2 separate regions of the Homo sapiens genome follow, and region 1 is linked to region 2. A link is a loop called in an ENCODE intact Hi-C map of the cell type or tissue named here. Cell type or tissue: mammary epithelial cell. All regions are shown on one strand. Links, peaks and the distances in the headings refer to the core of each region. The heading gives the core; the rest is flanking DNA. Region 1 overlaps SCN9A (sodium voltage-gated channel alpha subunit 9). Region 2 overlaps SCN7A (sodium voltage-gated channel alpha subunit 7).

Region 1 (5,398 bases), core at 159-5,158, 110 kb before region 2:
AAAAGTCTTTATGATAATGCCTTTGGTAGCACCACTCTCCAGCCTGATGCTGTTTTACCAACTAAACTTATGTAATATTCTAAATCCTCTGCTGTCACTTCAACAATGTTCATAACATCTTGACCAGGAGAAGATTCCATCTCACGAAACCACTTTCTTTGCTTATCAATCAGAAGCAACTCCTCATCCATTCAAGTTACCGCGAGATGGCAGCAATTCAGTCACAATTTTAGGCTCCATCTCTTAATTCTAATTCTCTTGCTATTTCCACCACATCTGCAGTTCTTTCCATCACTGAAGTCTTAAACCTCTCATAGTCATCCATGAGAGTTGGAATCAACTCATTCCAATTTCCTATTAATGTTTGTATATTGCCCTCCTCCCACAAATCATTAATGTTCTAATAACATCTAGAATGGTGAATCCTTTCCAGAAGATTTTCAATTTACTTTTCCCAGACCCATCAGAGGAATCACTATCTATGGCAGCTATAGTCTTATAAAATGTATTTATTAAAAAATAAGACTTAAAAGTTGAAATTACTCTTTGGCCCATAGGCTACAGAATGGATAGCGTTAGCAGGCATGAAAATAACATTAATGCCCTTGTACCTCTCCGTTAGAGCTCTTGAGTGACCAGGCACATTGTCAATAGGCAGTGATATTTTGAAAGAAATCTTTTTTTTTTTTCCTGAGCTATAAGTATCAACACTGGGCCTAAAATATTTAGTGAACCATGCTGTAAACAGACGTGCTGTCATCCAGGCTTTGTTGTTCTATTTATAGAGCACAGGCAGAGTAGATTTAGTATAATTCTTAAGAGATTTTCTGAATGATTAAATAATATAATTATTATTTAATTTTCTGAATAATTAAATAATATAGTTATTATTTAATTTTCTGAATAGTAAAGAATATAATTATTTAATTTTCTGAATAGTAAATAATATAATTATTATGTAATTTTCTGAATAGTAAATAATATAATTATTATGTAATTTTCTGAATAGTAAATAATTATTAATATTCTGAATAATTAAATAATATAATTCTAAGATTTTCTGAACGATAAATTAGCATTTGCTTCAATTTAAAGTCACCAGCTGCATTATCCCCTAACAAGAGAGTCAGCCTGTTCGTTGAAGCTTTGAAGCCAGACATTGACTTCTCCTTTCTAGCTATAATATATTCTTCTAGTAGAAGGCTGTTAGACCTTCATTGCAAATCTGTTGTTTAATGTAACCACTCTTATCAATGATCTTAGCTAGATCTTCTGAATAACTTGCTGCATCTTCTCCATTGGCACTTGCTGTTTCACCTTGCATTTTTATGTTATGGCAGTGACTTCTTTCCTTCAATCTCATGGGGTACCGTCTGCCAGCTTCAAACCTTTTTTTTCCAGCTTCTTCACCTCTCAGCCTTCATACAATTGGAGTTATGGCCTTGCTGTGGATTAGGCTTTGGCTTAAGGAAATGTTGTGGCTGGTTGATCTTCTATCTAGATCACTAAAACTTTCTCTATATTTGCAATAAGGCTGTTTTGTTTTCTTATCATTCATGTGTTCACTGGAGTAGCACATTTGATTTCCTTCAAGAATGTTTCCTTTGCATTCACAACTTGGCTAAGTACTTAGTGCAAGAGGCCTAGATTTTGGCCTATCTTGGCTTTCAACATGCCTTCCTCACTAAGCTTAATCATTTCTAGCTTCTGATTTAAAGTGAGAAATGCGCAATTCTTCCTTTACTTGAACATTAGGGGTGGGAATGGGTTACTAATTGGCCTAATTTTAACATCGTTGTGTGTCAGGGAACAGGGAAGCCTGAGGAAAGGGAGAGAGATAGGGATGCTGAAACAGAACACGTCACATTTAATGATTGTTTGCTGTCTTATGTGGATGTGGTTCATAGCACCCCAAAACAATTACCACAGTAACAACAAAGATCACTGATCATAGATCACCATAACACATACAGTAATAATTAAATAATGGCAATTACAAAGTTGAAATATTGTGAGAATTGCCAAAGTGTGACACAGATGCATGAAGTGAGCACATGCTGTTGAAAAAATTACGCTGACAGACTTGCTTAATGCAGGGTTGCCACAAACCTTCAACTTGTAAAGAATGCAGTATCTTGAAGTGCAATAAAGTAAAGCCCCATAAAATGAAGTATGCCTGTATTTTGATGGAAACCAAAGTTAGGATAAAGGTTTTTAAAGAATGTAGTGAAAAATAAGGGATATTTCATATACACATTCAAAAGTAGGATGATTCTGAAAGGTAAAGAGTAAGTTATGACTCGGCAATTCCACTACTTGGTACAGACTCAAGGGAATTTAAAACATATGTCCACACAAGAACGTTTACATGAATGTTCAGCAGCATTATTCATACTAGCCAAAAAGTAAACACAACCTCATTACTCACCAATGAATAAATGGATAAAGGAATGTGGGATATTCAAACACTGAATTAGTATTTAGCAATAAAAACAAATGAAGTATAGGTACATGTTACAACATGGATGTGATGAAAACCCCGTGAAAGAACACAGAGCCAAAAGGCCACATACGATATGATTCCATCTTATGAAATGTCCAGAATAGGCAAATCCCCAGAAACAAAATGTAGAGTATTTTTTGTCAGAGGCTGGGTGTAATAGGAAGTGATTATTGATGGTTATGTGGTTAATGGTTAAAGAGTATGGGGCTTCTTTTGGGGTGATAAAAATATTCTAAAACTACATAATGATGATTGTTGCATACCTTTGTGAACATACTAAAAACCACTGAGTGATACACTTTAAAATGGTGATTTTTTATGGTGTGTAAATTATATCTTAATAAAACTACTATGAATATGCATTAAGAATTTTGAATCCTAAAATATGTGAAAATTGTCCTCAGAATAGGAAGAGATTTAGTAAAAAGGAAACAAATCAATGAATCAAATCAAAGCAGTTGCCACTTGTGCTTTGGAGATTCCTCAACACTTTTGGAAATCATAAAGGTGAGAAGACGGGATAACTTGCCTCACTAGACTTTCAGTGTAGACATACTGTGGCTCTTGAAGAAAAGTTGGCTTGAATAACTGGTGTTTTTGTAGATTCTACATTCAACTGGAGGGTACCATCTCTTTCAAGAATTATTTGACAGAAATCTAGGTACAAAGATGTTGTGAACTCAGATGTCCATTACCAGTTTGATTCTTCCAATATTCCTATTCTCCTCTGTCTCTGTCTCCCCCAACCCCCATGCACATGCTCAACACAGCTCCAGAATGACTAAAGTATATGAAAAAAGCAGAGGCAAAGGGTGGTCAATGCTAGTGGTACCATGCATGGGCAATATTTCCCTGATCAAGCTAAATTAAAGGAAGACACTAAGCACCTGCTTAACATCATGATCTGTGAAATGGAAGTTGAAGAGACCTTGATCAGATTTCATCATCATCCTCTAGTTTGGAGAGGTGAAACTTCCTTTCATTTTACTAATTTTATAGCTTTGAAGAAGAGCAGCTTTAGTTGGCATCTGAGTTTGCTTGGAAGTTATTGTACCAGGCCAGTGGGGTGGCAAGATGATAGGCTGACAGGGTTACAGAGGGCAACATAAGTAAAAATGGAGCCTCACACTTCACCAACACACACAAAGAAGATGCAATGATGGGGCAGGACCTATGTGTGACTACAACTTCTTTCCTCTTCCCTTAGTCTTCTGGATAAACAGGCCACAGGAGTTTTCATTAGTCAGGCATTTAGTTTAAGATTTGAGATTTCTGGTGGAGTAAATATTTAAATGGAAAAATAAAGCTCAAACATTCTAATAAAAGTGAAAATGAATACTTATTTAATGTGAGAGTAGAGAGGACTTGTAAAGCATTACACCAAAGGCAAAATCGAAAAAGATAAAGAATGCTAGATTTAATCTCATAACAATGAAGGTTTTTAAAAGTGGAAGGCATCCACAAAATAAAAAAAGTACAATACAAATGACAGATGAAGTGCTTTTCCTTTAATGAATAAAGATATTAATATATCTCATAAAATTTAGTAAAAAACATAATTATCTAAAAATACAAATGGTTAATAAACACTTGTAACCATGTCAAACCTCACTAGTAATCAAAGAAACAAATATTAAAATAAACATGGGGAACCAAATTTGGCCTATTAATCATTAGCAAAGATTTTAACAAAAGTAATAGTGATATTAGAGAGGTTATAGGGGAAATCAGTGTTGCCTGTCTGGATGAAAGTAATAAATAATGTGTACTGTCTGGGTGCGGTGGCTCACGCCTATAATCCCAGAACTTTGGGAGGCCCAGGCAGGCAGATCATGAGGTCAGGAGATCGAGACCAACCTGGCGAACACTGTGAAACCCTGTCTCTACTAAAAGTACAAAAAAATTAGCCAGGCATGTTGGCAGGCGCCTATAGTCCCAGCTGCTCGGGAGGCTGAGGCAGAGAATGGCGTGAACCCAGGAGGCGGAGCTTGCAGTGAGCCAAGATCGTGCCACTGCACTCCAGCCTGGGCAATAGAGCGAGACTCCGTCTCAAATAAATAAATAAAGTGTACAAACTTTTTGAGGGTAATTTTGTAATATCTATCAAAAGCCTTAAACACGTGAATTCGTTTATATTGCCAAATAATTTTCCTTCTAGGAATTTATTCAAAGACAGTAATCTCAGGTGTCCTCTAACATGTATAAATATATTTACTACAATATTTTTATAATATTGAAAAATTATAATCAATCCAAAATCCTAACAGTAAGGGTTACACTAAATGAAGTAATGAATGTATAATGAAATAATGAGCAGCTTTGAAAGAGAGCGTTCAAAGACTATTTAATGAATTAAATGAATTATAAAAATATAATGCATAATAAGTGGAATCCAGGTTATACACACAGATAGATGTAAATTAATAATAATTTTTAAAATGATATTTAATTTAAATACACAATGCATTTAACAAAGTTTAGCCCTAGTTAAGAGATTATGGATTATTTTTATGTCTTTATACTTTACTTTTCAAATTTGTACAACGAAAATGTCATGTTTTTCTATCCAGAAGAAAGAAAATATACTTTGAAAAAAATCATTTAAAATTATTTGACCTAATTTTATATAGTCAATGAAATCAATCAATATTTATTCTTGTCATGTTTAATTTACAATTTTGAAAAATATATTGCTACATTTCCACTTTTATTAACATTACTATGATTGTATCTTCTTTAGAATGAAATCCCAATGTTGCATATAAAGGCAGTACTTTTGTTTTCTCATTACTATCTTACCCACTCACCATTAATCTCATATTAGAGAATACTTAGGCAACTACTAAAATTAAAAAATGAATGTGTTATTCTTGTATCTAAGATTTCCTATAGTTA
Region 2 (5,398 bases), core at 330-5,329:
GTGGTGGCGGACACCTGTAGTCCCAACTACTCGGGAGGCTGAGGCAGGAGAATCGCTTGAAGCCAGGAGGCAGAGCTTGCAGTGAGCAGAGATACTGCCACTGAACTCCAGCATGGGCAACAGACCCAGACTCCATCCCCCCACAAAAAAGAAAATACATTCAACTCTAGATATTCTTAAAATGTTTGTACTAAAAAATCATTAAATGGCAACAGAGCTAATTAGTACAAATACTAGAATAAATAATTATTTTGCTGGCTTAATATATATATATATATATGCTTATTGATGTCCTGTATCATGCCAGAAATGATCATTCAAGATAACTGAACCCATGTGTATGTATGAGATTATTTTAAAATATATATATTATATATTTTAAGTGAAATATAATATGTGAAAGAGTAGTTAGGGGAATCAGAAGACCAATAGTTTGTACTGTCAATGAAGCCAAGAGAAGAGATTGCTTCAGGAAATTAAATGGGTTGCTGTACGTCACAAAGATTCAATCCTCACTGAACCATTTGGTGTCACTGGTGAGTCACTCCAGAGTATGAAGCTTGGGAGATGAATCTGCCACCTAAACTTGAATACCAGCAATAATCTATAATCACTGTCATTATTTCCTCAACTGACTTCACTCTTTAAAATTCAAATCAGAATTGTATTCTTATTACTCCACTGAAGCTGCTACGGCAAATGCAAATCAGTTGCTATATCTAATATAATAATATAATAGTTTTACTATTTCCACTACTTATTTTTCTCTTAGCTTTTTTATTTTTTTATTTATTTTATTTTATTTATTTATTTTATTGAGACCAAGTTTTGCTCTTGTGTGCAATGGCCCGATCTTGGCTCACTGCAATCTCTGCCTCTGGGGTTCAAGCGATTCTCCTGCCTCAGCTTCTGGAGTAGCTGACATTACAGGCACACGCCACCCCGCCAGGCTTTTTTTTTTTTTTTTTTTTTTTTTTTAGTAGAGACGGGGTTTCACCATGTTGGTCAGGTTGGTCTTGAACTCCTGACCTCAGGTGATCCACCCACCTCGGCCTCCCAAAGTGATGGGATTATAGGCGTGAATCACTGTGCCTGGCCTCTCTTAATTTTATACTTTTGATTTCCCTCTCCTGACCTTCTTTCACTTTCTTCCTGAGGCACCACTGATTCTGTTTTCTACCATTCTAACCTTCCCTTCCTTCAGCCATTACTAGATACTAATCCTTTTGCCTGCATACTCTTCCTTATGTTCCATAGTTGCCTGTCTTTGAATTAATATTTAGGCTTTTAACTATGATTTCAGTAACACTTTTATTTCTAAAACTAGATCACAGATCTTTTGTTAATACTTTTAAATATTTTGAAAGGTCCATTAATTGTTCTGCTGAAGAAAAATGCCATGTCTTTTAGAAAATCTACATATAAAGAATAAAAAGAGTGGATATAGTTGACACATATATTTGAAAAGTAGACAGCACCTAAGACCTTAAACTTATTAAATACATAAATCATTAATTTTGTAAGCATGTAACTTCCTAATATACTCAATGATATATCTTCAGAGATAATTTACAGAACTTCCAGAGGTGGAGATGAGGCTTCAGGTCTGAACCTGACTTTGACCTAAGCATGGCTACTATTTTCCTGACCTTGAATTGTCCACAGCCATTGTTTCATTGCCATTCTAATGAATGTACAGCATTAAATGGTACAGGGCCTAATTTCTGACAGAGTCAGTTTCCCTGGCAAATCTCTTCCTCCTTTTCTCTAAATTGGGGCAGACAACTTGCTGATTTTGTTACTTTTTTTTCCTCCCTATATGTCTAAACTTATTAGGAAAAAGAACTGGTATTATCCCGTTTTTTGAAAATAAAAAAGAGTTTATTTTAGTTACATATTTACTTAGGGGGGTGTGTGTGTGTGTGCATGTGTATTTTGAGTAAATAGGCCCTCTGTAGTTTACATGTCAGAATATTCTATAATGTTTTCCTATCACTAAACTGTATTTATACTGGAAATGTGGCTGTCTTTTTTTTTTTTTTTTGAGACAGTCTCACTCTGTCACCCAGTCTGGAGTGCAGTGGAGCAATCTCGGCTCACTGCAGCCTCGACCTCCCAGCCTTAGGTGATCCTCTCACCTCATCTCACCTCAGCATCTCAAGTAGCTGGGACTACACTTGCACACACCACACCTGGCTAATTTTTGTATTTTTTGTAGAGACAGGGTCTTACTGTGTTACCCGGGCTCGTCTCAAACTCCTGAGCTCAAGCAATCTGCTGGCCTCGGTCTCCCAAATTGCTAGGATTAGAGGTGTAAGCCACCGTGCCTAGGCTGTTTTGTCATTTTAACTTCAATCTTATCAAACCATTCAACCACCTTATTTTCAGCTTATTTGCCACCTTATTTTGGTTTAAAAGCACTGGGCAATATCACCACCTTGTGGATCTTCATGATATGGTTAAATGAAGTCTGTTTCTTATTATATGTTACAATTACTATTTTAGATTTTTTGTTTTTGAGGTGTATAATTGGAATTTTGCCACATTTGGAATTTTATGTATTTACTACATAATCAAAATATTAATTTCCCAACACAAATAAATCAAATGTATTTAAGAAACAGATAGATCAGGCCTAAGTACTATTATAATGAGTCAACGATACATTTGTATGAATTACAAGAATATTATAATGAATCACGGGCTAAGTATACATATACAAATATAACTAATGTACTTAAGTACTTTACACAATCATAAAAGTGAAATTATTAAAATTTCTGAAATTATTTTTTTAAATAAAATACATATTTAAAATCATTTATATTTCTGTTTGTATTTATAGAGAAAAATAAACATCCACATTTCACCAAGTGGAAGGAGTTTAAGTGTTATGGTTTCTTAATTAATAACAGTTTAAATGTAACACATAATACAATAAACTATAGGGATAAAGGTTAAACGTTAATAATTTTCTCACTGGATTCTACCATAGCAATGAATATGTGATATTACGTAGTAATTAAAGTGGCAGACTGATATGAAAAAAATCTATGTAAATAAAAATGCAAAAACACATAAATGTATTATAAAATAAAAGGTACATTTGAACGTATTCTCCCATTTCTGTATACAATGGGTCACTGTATAGCTACATACTTATACTACTTGTGGTGGTCACAGACTCCATTTTTTTCTATTAGGTCGAGCATTATGGGATTTCCATTTCAGGTACAAAAGATTGAACACCGGCCTTTTATAATATTCAATCTATTTTCTTTACATTTTTCAGACATTGGCCATTTTATAATATTCAATCTATTAATTTTCTTTACATTGTTCAGAAGAGGTTTTAACATGTGAGTGATGAAGACAGGAGAGGTAAGAAATCATCACTTGTGATTGTGACATTAAAAAAGTAAATTTATCTTAAAATTCAAACTTTTCTTTCATTCAGTGAGTAACCACTTAGGGTATACAATGTTTGTATAATTTTAAAGTTTGTTAACTGATCCAAGTTTCATTTTCTGACAACCGTATTTTTAAAATGGAGACAATTTTGGTAATATGCATATGTATATGGGGTAGAAATATATTTTTAAAACTATATTTTCTCTCTCAAATACTAGTTTCTTTTACTTGTCTGTATTGGTTTTTATACTTTATGAGGAATAAGAACCTAGAATCTTAATAAACATACCTATTCCTCTCTATTTCTAAGCAATGAAACGTAAAGTTTTTGTTGTATTAATACTGTTAAAGGTACAAACGAGAAGAAAACAAAGCTTCCCAATTTGTGCAAATTTAGTAATTCCAAATAAAAATTTGTAGATTAGCTTAGAAACTTATCTCTTACCTTCATTCTTTCAAATTGAGATAGAACTCTGAGGGGCCGAAGGAATTTCATGGAAATAAGAGGTTTTAGTTCTTCCCGAGTTTTGCCTATTAAGCTAAGACAAAACACCTATATATTTTTTTTAAAAAAAGAGTGAATAGGATTCCATATTAATCAAAATAACATGTAAAATAAACTTTGCATTTATTACAACAGATATATACAATAAAAGCTTACCAGTAAATTCGTGAATTATTTTTACATATACTTCAAAATACATTAATAATCACAGAAAGTTATAAGAAAATTATTGAGTGTTAAAATCACTTTAAAAAGATAAAACTAAACTGTTTTCTGGTAATAAGGAACATATTTTAGTGAGATAAATAAAAGTTGTATATTTTATACTCTTTATGATCAATGACATATCTTTTTTGTTTGAAATTAGATTAAGAATCAGTTTCATAATTACTTGTAATACAGTAATCATATGCAGTATATTCATTAAAACAAAATAAGAAATATAGTTACACATGCATTCATATACAAATATGGTTAAGACAATATACATGATAGGCTTTCAGAGGATAGGCATCAAGGAAGATATGAATATTGTTAAGTCAAAAGTACACACATTACAAAAAAGTATAACCAGATACTAAGGTAATCTTTAAAAGTAAATATATTAAAGGTTAATAAATGTTCATAAATACTAAGGTGGTAAAGCTAATATTAACTTTTATTATATCCAGATTTTTCTACATTTTCAAATCAACATTATGAAAAATTTCTTCTTTTTACCCTTTACTAAAGAGACAGCCTTGAAGTAGGCTTTGAAGTTTGGGTATTATTTTCATAAGCATGAAGGAATCTAGACACAGAACAGTGACTAGGAAACAGGAAGGCGAGTTGCAGGCATAGTATGATTTGGCTAGAGCTGAAGGCTAATTTGAAAGAGTGAACTTAGGAAAGAGAGGTCAGCTATTTTAAATCATTAATTGTAGATTGGGGAGCTTCTATCATTGTTTATAGAATAGAGAGCCATTCATTCATTCAACAAAAATACTGAGAACCTTCTAATATGACAGAAATTGTTCTAGGCACATGACTTAAAGGAGGGAAGAAAACCAAGAAAAAATTCTACCCTAATGGAACTTAAACCTTAGTGGGAGAAAACAGACAATAACAAAATAAATGAACAAATGGTACAATATTAATAAGGGGTATGGAGATGAAGAAAGCAGACAAAGAGAAAGGGAGTATTGGAGTGGCTGCAGTTTAAATAGTGTTGTAAGGAAAGACCTTCAAAGGTTTCATTTTGGCTAAGGCATCAATGCCAGCCAAGGTTCCAGCTGGAAGGAAAAATAAGTGCACAGGCACTAAGATGAAAATAATCTTGGCATATTTGAAGTGCTCCATGAAGGCTGGTGCTGGTGGATCAGTAAATAGACCTGGACAGGGGGAAGGAAGCATAGCAGGGAATATGTTGGATTACACAGATACTTGTAGAGCATTGATTGCAAAGATTGTTGATTTTACCCTGAATGAGATGGGTGTTTAACA

What was found. Peaks named below come from ENCODE experiments on the same cell type or tissue, not always from the same donor. Only the 100,000 strongest peaks of a DNase experiment are listed, where the experiment ranks them.
Region 1: a loop joins it to region 2, with 3 times the contacts of the local background. A loop is called at or near these places in 2 of 110 quality-filtered maps.

What each region holds. Positions count from the first base shown.
Region 1 is chr2:166,312,140-166,317,537 of GRCh38, forward strand. All of the region lies in intron 1 of SCN9A (sodium voltage-gated channel alpha subunit 9), which reads right to left. Among named protein-coding and RNA genes, the nearest start is that of SCN9A, 61 kb to the right of the region's middle. In mammary epithelial cell, for the core only: no CTCF peak of the experiment used is centred there; a DNase peak (open chromatin) is centred at 2,482; H3K27ac peaks cover 530 bases.
Region 2 is chr2:166,417,334-166,422,731 of GRCh38, forward strand. SCN7A (sodium voltage-gated channel alpha subunit 7) reads right to left here. Exons shown (of 26, transcript NM_002976.4): 20 at 3,857-3,964. Among named protein-coding and RNA genes, the nearest start is that of SCN9A, 44 kb to the left of the region's middle. In mammary epithelial cell, for the core only: CTCF peaks have their summits at 541 and 2,430 (motif pointing left); no DNase peak of the experiment used is centred there.